Regions from separate parts of the Homo sapiens genome. Here region 2 is linked to region 1. A link is a loop called in an ENCODE intact Hi-C map of the cell type or tissue named here. Cell type or tissue: endothelial cell of umbilical vein. All regions are shown on one strand. Links, peaks and the distances in the headings refer to the core of each region. The heading gives the core; the rest is flanking DNA.

What was found. A loop is a pair of places that touch in the nucleus more often than their neighbours do. Peaks named below come from ENCODE experiments on the same cell type or tissue, not always from the same donor. Only the 100,000 strongest peaks of a DNase experiment are listed, where the experiment ranks them.
Region 2: a loop joins it to region 1, with 4 times the contacts of the local background. A loop is called at or near these places in 2 of 110 quality-filtered maps.

Annotation. Positions count from the first base shown.
Region 1 is chr1:67,532,989-67,538,364 of GRCh38, forward strand. No RefSeq gene overlaps it. Among named protein-coding and RNA genes, the nearest start is that of LINC01702, 13 kb to the left of the region's middle. RefSeq lists a silencer at 238-532 and an enhancer at 2,498-2,792. In endothelial cell of umbilical vein, for the core only: a CTCF peak has its summit at 2,572 (motif pointing right); DNase peaks (open chromatin) are centred at 1,903 and 2,613.
Region 2 is chr1:67,587,964-67,593,339 of GRCh38, forward strand. It overlaps LOC105378780 (a long non-coding RNA gene), which reads left to right. Exons shown (of 4, transcript XR_947474.4): 4 at 2,285-2,434. Among named protein-coding and RNA genes, the nearest start is that of LINC01702, 68 kb to the left of the region's middle. In endothelial cell of umbilical vein, for the core only: no CTCF peak of the experiment used is centred there; a DNase peak (open chromatin) is centred at 2,578; H3K27ac peaks cover 1,187 bases.

The sequences.
Region 1 (5,376 bases), core at 70-5,069:
AGATTAATTCATGGAGAACTTACTCGTTTTTTTGAGACAGAGTCTCACTGTGTTGCTCAGGCTGCAGTGCAGTGGCGCGATCTCAGCTAACTGCAATGTCTGCCTCCTGGGTTCAAGTGATTCTTGTGCCTCAGCCTCCTGAGTAGCTGAGACTACAGGTGCACGCCACCAAGCCTGGCTAACATTTTTTGTATTTTTAGTAGAGATGGGGATTTCACCATGTTGGCCAGGCTGTTCTCAAACTCCTGTCCTCAAGAGATCCGCCCACCTTGGCCTCCCAAAGTGCTGGGATTACAGGCATGAGCCACTGTGCCTGGCCTAATTAATGGATAACTTCTGCAAGAATCCAGGGTCACGGTTGATTTGTTTATTCATTTATTCACTCAGCAAACATTTCTTTGTGCCAGGCATTGTGCTAGGTCCAGGGAATACTGCTTACGTTGGAGAAGTTCGCATTCTAGTTTGGGTGGACAAACATGTGATAAAGATGTGTACAGGGCATAGTTTTCTCTCAGCAGCTAGGGTAACATTCCAACTCCATGTTTTGGTTTAAGAAACACATTTGATTTTATTTAAAATATTATATATTTTCTCTTTTATTTCTTTTCCCTATTTACAATAAGGCTTACTTGCAAAATTAAGAAATACATTTGAGTGGGTAGTTCCCTTGGTAAAACATTTATATTTCCTTCTTAATTTCTTTGTAAAAGTCTACTCTTAAACACTACTATTTAGAGTTAAGTGAGAAAAGAAAATTGCAGGACAGAATGCACAGAAAGATCTATTTATCTATCTACATAAAAACTGGAAGAATACACTCCCATACTGTTAACAGTGGCTACCTCTAGGGAAAGGGTGAAGTGATATTTGAAAAAATGGGGCTTTTACCTTTTCTTTTCTTTCCTTTTTTTTTTTTAGACAGAGTCTCGCTCTGTCGCCCAGGCTGGAGTACAGTGGTGCGATCTCGGCTCACTGCCAGCTCCACCTCCTGGGTTCACGCCATTCTCCTGCCTCAGCCTCCTGAGTAGCTGGGACTACAGGTGCCCGCCACCACGCCCAGCTAATTTTTTGTATTTTTAGTAGAGACGGGGTTTCACCGTGTTAGCCAGAATGGTCTCGATCTCCTGACTTCGTGATTCACCCGCCTCGGCCTCCCAAAGTGCTAGGATTACAGGTGTGAGCCACCACACCCAGCTTTTTTTTTTTTTTTTTTTTTTGGTTTCTTTTTTGAGACAGAGTTTCGTTCTTGTTGGCTGGGTTGGAGTGCAATGGCGTGATCTTGGCTCACCGCAACCTCCGCCTCCTGAGTTCAAGAGATTCTCCTGCCTCAGCCTCCCGAGTAGCTGGGATTATAGGCATGTGCCACCACACCCAGCTAATTTTGTATTTTTAGTAGAGATGGGGTTTCTCTATGTTGGGCAGGCTGGTCTCAAACTTCTGACCTCAGGTGATCCGCCTGTCTTGGCCTCCCAAAGTGCAGGGATTACAGGCGTGAGCCACTGTGCCTGGCCTTACCTGTTATTTTCTATACTCCTATATCATTTGCATTTTTTAAAAACAAGCACGCACTTCTTTTCCCATTAAAAAAAGAACCGTAATATTTTTTCATGACCCTGTCCCAGAAAACTCTTCTGTACTCACATGGCTAACTCAAACACTGTGGTGTACACTGCTGAGGGAGCTAGTTGTCTCTCTTTTTGAAAGAAAATTAAAAGGAAGAGGAAAGTCCATATTTATTTTCCTTTGTACTCTTGTAGAGGTCATCTAATCGGAAGTGTTCCAAGCTGCTTTAAAGCCCCTCTCCTCTTTAAAGTGGTTTACAAACATTAGCTCAGCACCCTTCAGGGCCTCATAGTGAGGCGGGCTCATATAAGAGGCTAGTGAGTCATAAGGAAGTGGCAGCTGTGGTTGCCATGTCAGTGGTCCTAATAACACCCCTAACATGTGTCTCTGGCTGTACTGTGCTCAAAGGGCTTTCTCCTGCATTATCTGGTGTAACCCTTCTATGACCCTTGGGAAGTCAGGTCAGTACTGCTATTCCTTTATTATATAACAGATGGAGAAATCTATAATATAGGTTCTGGAAAGTGAAATGATAAGCCCAAGATGGGGAGGCCAGTCAGCATGAGGGTTTCACATCACTTATATGTCAATTACTGCACAGCACAAAAGAGAGGATCACTAATGTCAAACCTCGTATAACATAACTTTGACATTGGGGAGGTAGGAGAGGGAGAAGAGCAAACAGTCTTTCTGCCTAATCTGCCCCTTTTTTTCTTTCCTCCCTTCTTTCTTTCTATCCTCCCTCCTTCATTCCCTCTCTGTTTCTACTCCATTGGGAAAAGAAGAGGTGAGGAAGAGGACCCTATTAGAGAAGTAAACAGATCATCACAATTCAGCAGCCAAGTTTTATGCAAATTTAAATTATGCCACAGATTTGAAGCAATGTGCCAAAATATATTAATCAAGTCTCATTTATATGCAAATATTGAAGAAAAGAGAAGCTTCTCACACTGTAAATTAGTCGAGTTTCTCCAGTTCAATACAGGAAGGCTGAGTGACTTGCAGGTGGTGTTCACACTTTTGCCACATGGGGACGCCACCACCGTTGGTAGCCGGACATACTGGCACTCCGTCAGGGTGGAATATGTGAGCATTGCATAACACAAAGTTTCACTCACCCTCATCACTCAGCTTGAAAGGACCATTAACACAGTTTTCTCTCCCATTAAACTAAATTCCTCAAAGGCAAGCTTAGACTTATTCTTTTAAACCCCATCTCCTAGACCAGTGTCTGACATATAGTAACTTACCATTAAGATTTTTTTCTATTAAAAGTATTCTTTTTTTCTTTTCTTTTCTTTTCTTTTTTTTAAGACAGAGTCTTACTGTGTTGCCCAGGCTGGAGTGCAGTGGCGTGATCTCGGCTCCCTGCAACTTCCGCTTCCTGGGCTCAAGCGACTCTTGTGCCTCAGCCTTCCAAAGTGCTGGGATTAGAGGTGTGAGCCACTGTGCCCAGCCTTAAAAAGTATTCTTAACACAAAAAATTTCAAATATATCCCAAAGTACAGACTATAATATAATGAATTCCCTTGTACTCATTATCCAGCTTCAACACCTACCAACTCATGGTCAATCATCTGTCCTCTATATACCCTATTTCTTAGAATCAAATACACAAATGTAAATATTTTGGTGTAAGACACTGTAAAAAAGAAAAGAAAAGGAATGTAATTGCTAGGCCTCTCTCACTGACTTTAAAATACCTGGGTGGGTGGCGGTGGGCAGAGTGGAGAGAAGGAGCATTTTTCTAGAGGTCGCAGCGTTTTGTGGAACAATTTCCTGTAATGGGAAAAATTGAGACGGGTAAGAGGAAGGAATAATGATTATTACATGCCAAGTGTTGTGCATTATTATTTAATTTCACCTTTCTGGGAGATAGAGGTATGACGTACCCATTTTAAAGATGAGGCTCAGAGATGTTGAGTGCTGTATCTTCAGCAAAGCTGGGATTGGAACCCAGCTGTGTGTGGCTTCAAGGTCTGTATTCTCCACCCTCTGATAGGACGAACTTGCAATGCATATCAAACCAAATCCACCCATGGTTTGAGGCTCTCCCTCCCGCCCATGTACCTAAATCCAGCTTCATTCATAGGGCCTTGGGGGACAAGCCCCTGAGGGTTACTCCAGCCCTTTGGAGAAGGGAGGGTTTCCATGCCCAGAGTGTCAAAGGGGAATTCAGTTTCTTATTCAACAGAGCTCATTTCCTCTTGTTGCTTGTCCTAAGAAAATGACTGCCTGGAGTCCCAGAGAATTTGTAAGTAAATTTGTAGGCCAAGAGTGGTGGCTCCCACCTGTAATCTCAACACTTTGGGAGGCTGAGGTAGGAGGATTGCTTTTATCAAGGAGTTTGAGACCAGCCTGAAAAACACAGCAAGACCTGTCTCTACAAAAAAAAAAAAAAAAAAGAAAAAAAAATTAGCTGGGCGTGGTGACACACATCTGTAGTCCCAGCTGCTCGGGAGGCTGAGGCATCAGAATTGCTTGAGCCTGGGAGTTTGAGGCTGCAGTGAGCCATGATCATGCCACTGCACTCATCCTGGGTGACAGAGTGAGACCGTGTCTCTAAATAAATAAATAAATAAATAAATAAATAAATAAATAAATAAATAAAAAGTTGTAAGGGATTAAGCAATAAAACACACATACACTGGTTAGGATAAACCGTTTGTGGGAAAAATCTAAGAGATTGTGTTTAAGTGTGTTCTTGAATAGATTAGACTGGGTTTGATTGAGACTCTAAGGAAATAAACCAAGCCTCAATTACTTTTAGGGGAAGGAGACCCCATTGTAAGAGAAGGAAGCTGACCAGCCATGGCAGCTTGGAAAATGACAAGTCTCAGGGGCAAATGCTGGCAAGGCCTGTCCATTCAGTGTCCAGGCAAGAAGAAAGCTTGGCAAGCAGACCTGAGCAAAGAGGTTTGCCAGGCAAAGCAAACCCTCTAGTGGGTAAGAGCGCTTTGAGCAATTCAGCCGAAAGATAGGTCTTCTATTCAACCTTTGCCACAATTCCTTGCTCGCTCTTCTGGATAATTTGGCTTCTTGGGTATTCGTTTTTCAACAGGGAAAGAACAAAGTGCTCTGGCTTGTGTGAACTTCCAGTACTCTCGAAAGCTGATTTTCTCATTATAAATGAATAAATTGGCGTTCTGGTTATAACTTGGCTTCTCCAGTAATTTGCCTCCAGGGAGAGAATGGACTGATCTCCGTACTAGAGTGTTCTGTCTGCTTGCCAGCTTAACTTCGCTTTGTAAGCGAATAAATGGGCCTCCTGTAGTTATATATCGGCCTCTCAGGGGTGCCTGGTTAATGCCTGGTTTCCTGGGGAAGAAGGACCAGGTGAGAAGTGCCAACAAACAGGTCTCCTGGCCTGCAGGAGAGCAGGCTCCTCAAGTGGAGAAATCATCAAGGCAATGAATGCGGTCTCCTGGGGTCTCTTGGGAGAGAGCTGGTGTCTGAACCACAGTGACACGTGGCCTTAACACGAGGAACTGAACCTTCATGCCCCAAAGGAAGCAAGTTTGGATCCTTTAACCCCTAAGCAGGTTATTCCAGCTCAGTGAGAAGAATCCCTACTTTATTCCCATTGGCATGAGACGAAGAGGTTCTTGGAAGCAAAACTTTGCCATGTCGCTCCTTCCTTTAAAATCCCTTGACAGCCTCTTATTACTTGGAGTATAAAGTCCAAACTCCTTGGCAAGACTTGCCTTTGTGACAGGAAAAATAAAAAAATTATTACTACATGATTTCATCAAATCAAATCCCCTTATAGCTGTAAGGTGTTTTATTATGTGAAGTGCTAATTAATACTGTTGA
Region 2 (5,376 bases), core at 211-5,210, 55 kb after region 1:
TTTCTTTCTCATAAAACAGACTGGAGGTTGGGGACTATTTGGGAGGTCATTTCTCCTTTTTTCTCCAGTTTCACCATCCTTTGGGAGTGGCCTTGCCACTACGGTCCCAGATGGCTCACTATCACATCTAACATTCCAGCCATCCATCCCGTATGATGGAATAAACAGAAGTAAAGAGAGCAAGCCCTTTTTCCTTGCTCCTGGAGATAAAGCAATCTATGATTATAACAGAGAAGGGTAACAGGACAACTTGCCAATATTCATAGAGCACTGGCTAAGTGCCTTTTCTAATTCAACCCTCTCAATTACCCTATGGGGGTAGACACTGTTATTATCCCCACTCCCTTTCAAGCAGATGATGTTTTATCAACAAGCCGACTTTGCAGATCTGAGAAATAATATGAAGGGCTGGCCAACCTGGGTAGACCATGTGATAGCAATTCTTTCTCAGAAAGTTTTCATGTGATGTGCACATGACTTTTATGTTTGTTAATAAACACAGCAAGAATTCCAGCACTCCGTGTTCTTTTATAGCTATTATTTCAAATTCGGTGCTATGATCATCTAAATTATATGTGCATGTAGTTAAAGAGCCAAAAAGTTCTACATACTTTGGTTCAAATGTCAGTGATTACTTCCCCGTTCCCCACAGCTTCCCCAAATCTCCGCAGCGCAGTTTCCCATGGTCCAGAGACAACCACCTCCAATATTTTTGCTGATTCATTTTGTTATTCACCTCGTATCATGCTTATATTGCTACTTTGAGATTTCTCAGTTTAGGCATTATCTTTTGGCTTTGCACCATGAAAGATGAGGATTTAGCTCTGCCATCAGCGGCCTGCACCATGTGCAACATACAAATACGCTTTCCCCCTCTTCTATCTAATATAGATGTAACTCGATTTCAGCCAGAGCAGTATTTTTATAGCTGGTCATCTAGTACGCTAGACTTGTTACTTTTCTCACACATTATTTTGCTTGTTTTCTTTGGAATTATTTTCTTATTTTTAAAGTTTGGCTCATGCCTCTAATCCCAGCACTTCGGTGGGGGGACTGCTTGAGTCCAGGAGTTCCAGACTAGCCTGGGCAGCATACGACAACAACAAAAACTAGCCAGACATGGTGGTGCGCACCTGTAGTCCTGGCTATTCAAGAAGTTGAGGTGGGAGGATACCTTGAGCCCAGGAATTCAAGGCTGCGGTGGGCTGTGATCTTGCCACCACACTCCAGCCTGGGCAACAGAACAAGACCCTGTCTCAGAAAAATAAATAAATAAATAAAGTGGCTTCATTTTCTGTGTACTTATCTCTAAGTAAGCCTCAAACCTGTCCACTGTGACAGAAATACTTTCCCAACATTTCCACATATATTTGGTATTCTATCAATTTCAACTTTTTGAGGCAATCTCTCTGGGGGCCTTCTAACTAGCTTGGGTCTAGACAGGTGGCCCCTATGCTGGGTGCTCGGCTGTCACCCCAGGATCTCTGCACCATTGTCTTGGGCCTTCCCTGGGCCTCTCTCCTAGGTTGGAGTGCCTTACTTCTGGGTCCCATGCTTTCTTCTTTCTTGGAATCTTTTCATTTTGGAGCGTAAGAAAGAGGACAAAGGAGGGTTTTGTTTGTTTTGAGCCCATGGCACATGTTTAACCTACGATCTTTAATAGGAATTCTTAGCCTTATGTCAGAGATGAAGCAATTGAAGTTTAGGATTATTAAGCAGTTAGGAAGTTGTCGAGTTGGTCTAGTAGGATATGTCTTGGGTCAGAGCTTCCGTCACACTGTTTTCTTATCTATCTTCTCTGTTGAGCCATGAGCTCTCTTAAGGCAAGGACCAATCCTATCTGTTCCCTTTTGTATCTCTAGTAGCAGGCTGTCCTAGGCGCTCAACTAAGGTTTCTTGAGTGAATGTGTTGGGTCTGATTTTGGAGGACATTGTTTGTTCCATCCTAACGGAATAAAAATCCCAACATTTTGTTTTTAACCTGCCAAGCCCAAATTATCTGTACCTGCTGTAATTATCTCCCACTGCCCCAGGCGCCCCCTCCCCCACAGTTTTGTGCTTGTTGTCATCTTAGAAGACAGATAGACATCTGCCTGCACCTGAAATGGCTCAAAAAATTTCCTTGGGAAGGTCTCGCCTTCATTCTTAAACCACAACATACACTTCCAATGTTTATTTTTGTGAGACACACAATAGTATAATCACAAAATATTTTTTCCCTAAAGAACAACTTACTCAAGTGAAGGCAATGCTATATTTATGACTTTTTTTTTCCTGTTTTTAGGATACCTCATGGAAACTTGACAGAACAAAGGATTTATTTTTTATTAGGTTAAATCTGCTTCTTGGGTACTGTTTGCTTGCTGCCCATTAAGTCTGGACATCTCAATTTGAAAAAAAGGCACTTGGATTAATAAAAACAACCTGAAACAGATCCCTTTAGTGGGGTGACTCTGTATTATGTTAAAACGTAATGTGACAAACACGGCTGCAGCGCCCTCCCAGAACCCAAACCTTCCAAGCTAAAAATAGCCCTTGGTCTTTCCCTGCAACTCAAAAACAGGAACAGCATAACTTGTTTGCCTCATTATGTGTTCTGCCCAGGGATCCAGCCCTCTCACATCCTGGCTCTTGCATACTTTCACAAATTCTAATCTGCCCATTACAAATCCAACAGGCCTCATGGTAGGAAGTGAATTCTGCACAAACACAACTGCCCTAGGTCCTTAAACAATGCACTGTTCACCCAGGGGCTCACAGGAGGGAATAATAACTTTAACCACCACTTAGGGGAGGCATCTCTTAATATTTTTCTGGTTCTATGGGCATGAAGATAGGCACGCTATGTGTTTTAACCTTTTCCATCCTTACCATCTATGAGGGTAAATCTTATTATTATCCCTATTTTATAGATAAAGGAAATGAAGGCTCAGGAGATAAAAGAACTTGCCCACACTCACCCAAGACAGTGTAGGAGTGGTGGCCAAACCCAGCTGGCTTTCACATTAATGAGCATCACAGCAAACTACCTCACCATAATGCCATGGCCAAGTGAGTGGGACCTCCACTCAGAAGTGAAGGGAGATGGGCTGGGCATGGTGGCTCACACCTGTAATCCCAGCACTTTGGAAGGCAGAGGCGGGTGGACCACCTGAAGTCAGGAGTTTGAGATCAGCCTGGTCAACATGGCGAAACCCCATCTCTACTAAAAATACAAAAGTTAGCCAGGCATGGTGGCGCACGCCTGTTGTCTCAGCTACTCGAGAGGCTGAGGCAGGAGAATTGCTTGAACCCGGGAGGCGGAGGTTCAAGCCTCTGCTATCAAGCCTGAGCCGAAATCCCACTATTGCACTCCAGCCTGGTGATGGAGCGACACTCCGTCTCAAAAAAAAAAAAAAAAAAAAAAAAGTAGAGGAAGATGAAGGAATGTCTAACTCTAACTACTATTGGCCCATGAGAATAAAGGCAGAAGCTATAGATGCTCAGAGTTGGGAGGGATTATGTAGATCATCTATCCTTGGGTATCTTTTTTTCTGCAGCAGATCTGACAAGTTCCCACACAATTCCACGGGAAAATCATCGGCTTTGGATTCTTGACCCTCTGTGGAGGGAGAGGGAGGGCAAGTGGAAGTGGAGTGAATCAGTAGAAAGGAAAACAGTGCTGCAGGACAGAGAGGAGACTCTTAGAGAAGTGCTCTCCAGGGGAAGGCAAGATGGGAGAAACGAGCTGGCCTGAGAGGGGAACAGGGATGTGCCCTCTGTAGAAACAGGAGGAAAGGCCCAGCATGTGGGCACAGGCCAGTTAAGTTGGAAGTTTTGTTACTAAGAAGATGAGGTGGTTTCTAGGTGGTTGTTTCTCTTTTTCTCAGTGAACTGCAGGTGAAGGCCATCAGCTGCAAGTGAGGAAAGGAGAGAAGATACAGGAAGTTTGAGAAGACAGAGGGTGTGAAGAGTTTTGGAAGTGGAGATACTGAGAAAGTGTTTGTCCATCAGTGGCTTGAGATTTGTGTCCATATATGTCAAAGGAATCCCATCATCATGATCAGTGGATTCTGCAAAAACATGCAGCTGCTTGGGTGCAAGCATGATAGCTGGAAAGCTGGAGCTTGACATGTGAGGTTGTTGGACAGAGTTTGCAGGGCAGTGGTTGTAAGAAAGAATCATGACTCTAAGCTGGGTTGAGAGTGAGGTGTCTGATGAAAAAGTGGTAGCGCTAATAATAATCAAAGATCTCTATGAGATCTGCATACATATTGCACTGGAGGACCAGCAAAAGTGAGCTGGGAGTAGAGGCTGGTATACTTGAGGTTGCAATTTCAGTGGTGGTGCATTTAGTGTGGCTTGCAATATGGAAGGGCATGACCAAGGAAGAAGATAGCTAGGTGGGTGGGGGAAAAGGGCATCAGTATGAGCTGGCTGAAGAACAAGCAGCTGAGATATTGGATGGATAAGCCAACTGAATTTTGAAGCAACCAAGAATGGTGGCAATTGAAAGAAATGAGACGATGGTAAAGTCATTCATGAAAGGAGTGAGACAGGGTGGGCAGGAGATGGCAGCAACTCAGAGGCGCAAAGTCCGATGACATATACTTCAAAGGAAGAGGGGTTGAAGAAGGGAACGAATGGCTTAGAAGTGGCAATCGGAGGCCAGGCGCACACCTGTCCCATCTCCAGATACATGGGGAGGGTATGAGAAGAAAAAAAAAGCCAACCTGCTGTTAAGTAGCTGCAATGGAAGTTTTAGGACAAATCAGGCACTAGACGGGGTAAGCGGTGAGGGAAACATTCTGAGAAGGGATTAAGAATAGAGAAGAGGAGGCTGCTGAGAGGCTGGACAGTGTGGGGGAGATTGGTTCAGATTACCAGATGTGCAGAGCCACCATGGGGCTAAGGGTTGGGGTGATGCCAGATGACTTGGGATGGGAACTTGACCTTCTGGAGGTGACTGAGGTGAACAGGGAGGTGGGACATGGTGGGATTAGTGCTGATGATCTCATAAGAATCTGGTTTTGTAGCAGGAAGTTTAATGACATCAGTTTATTTCACTTCTCTGATTGCAACCCTTTACTAGCTTCTCATTGCTCTTTGGATCAAGTTCAGACCCTCAGCACTATCAACAAAGTCAAGCATGGTCTGGCCCTTTCTGCCTCCCCAGCCTCACTTCTAAGTCTGCCACAGCATTGAAATGAACCCAATTGCAAGTTTTTGTTGCTCGCTTGGTATTTCAGGCAATACAGCATAGTGGTTAAGCACAGTGATTCTGGTTCCAAACAATCTGGGTTTGAAACCTGGCTTTATCACTTTCTCACTATATGACCTGGGGCAAGGTATCTGATTACTCTGAATCTGAGTTTTTTCATTTGCAAGATGGGGTAA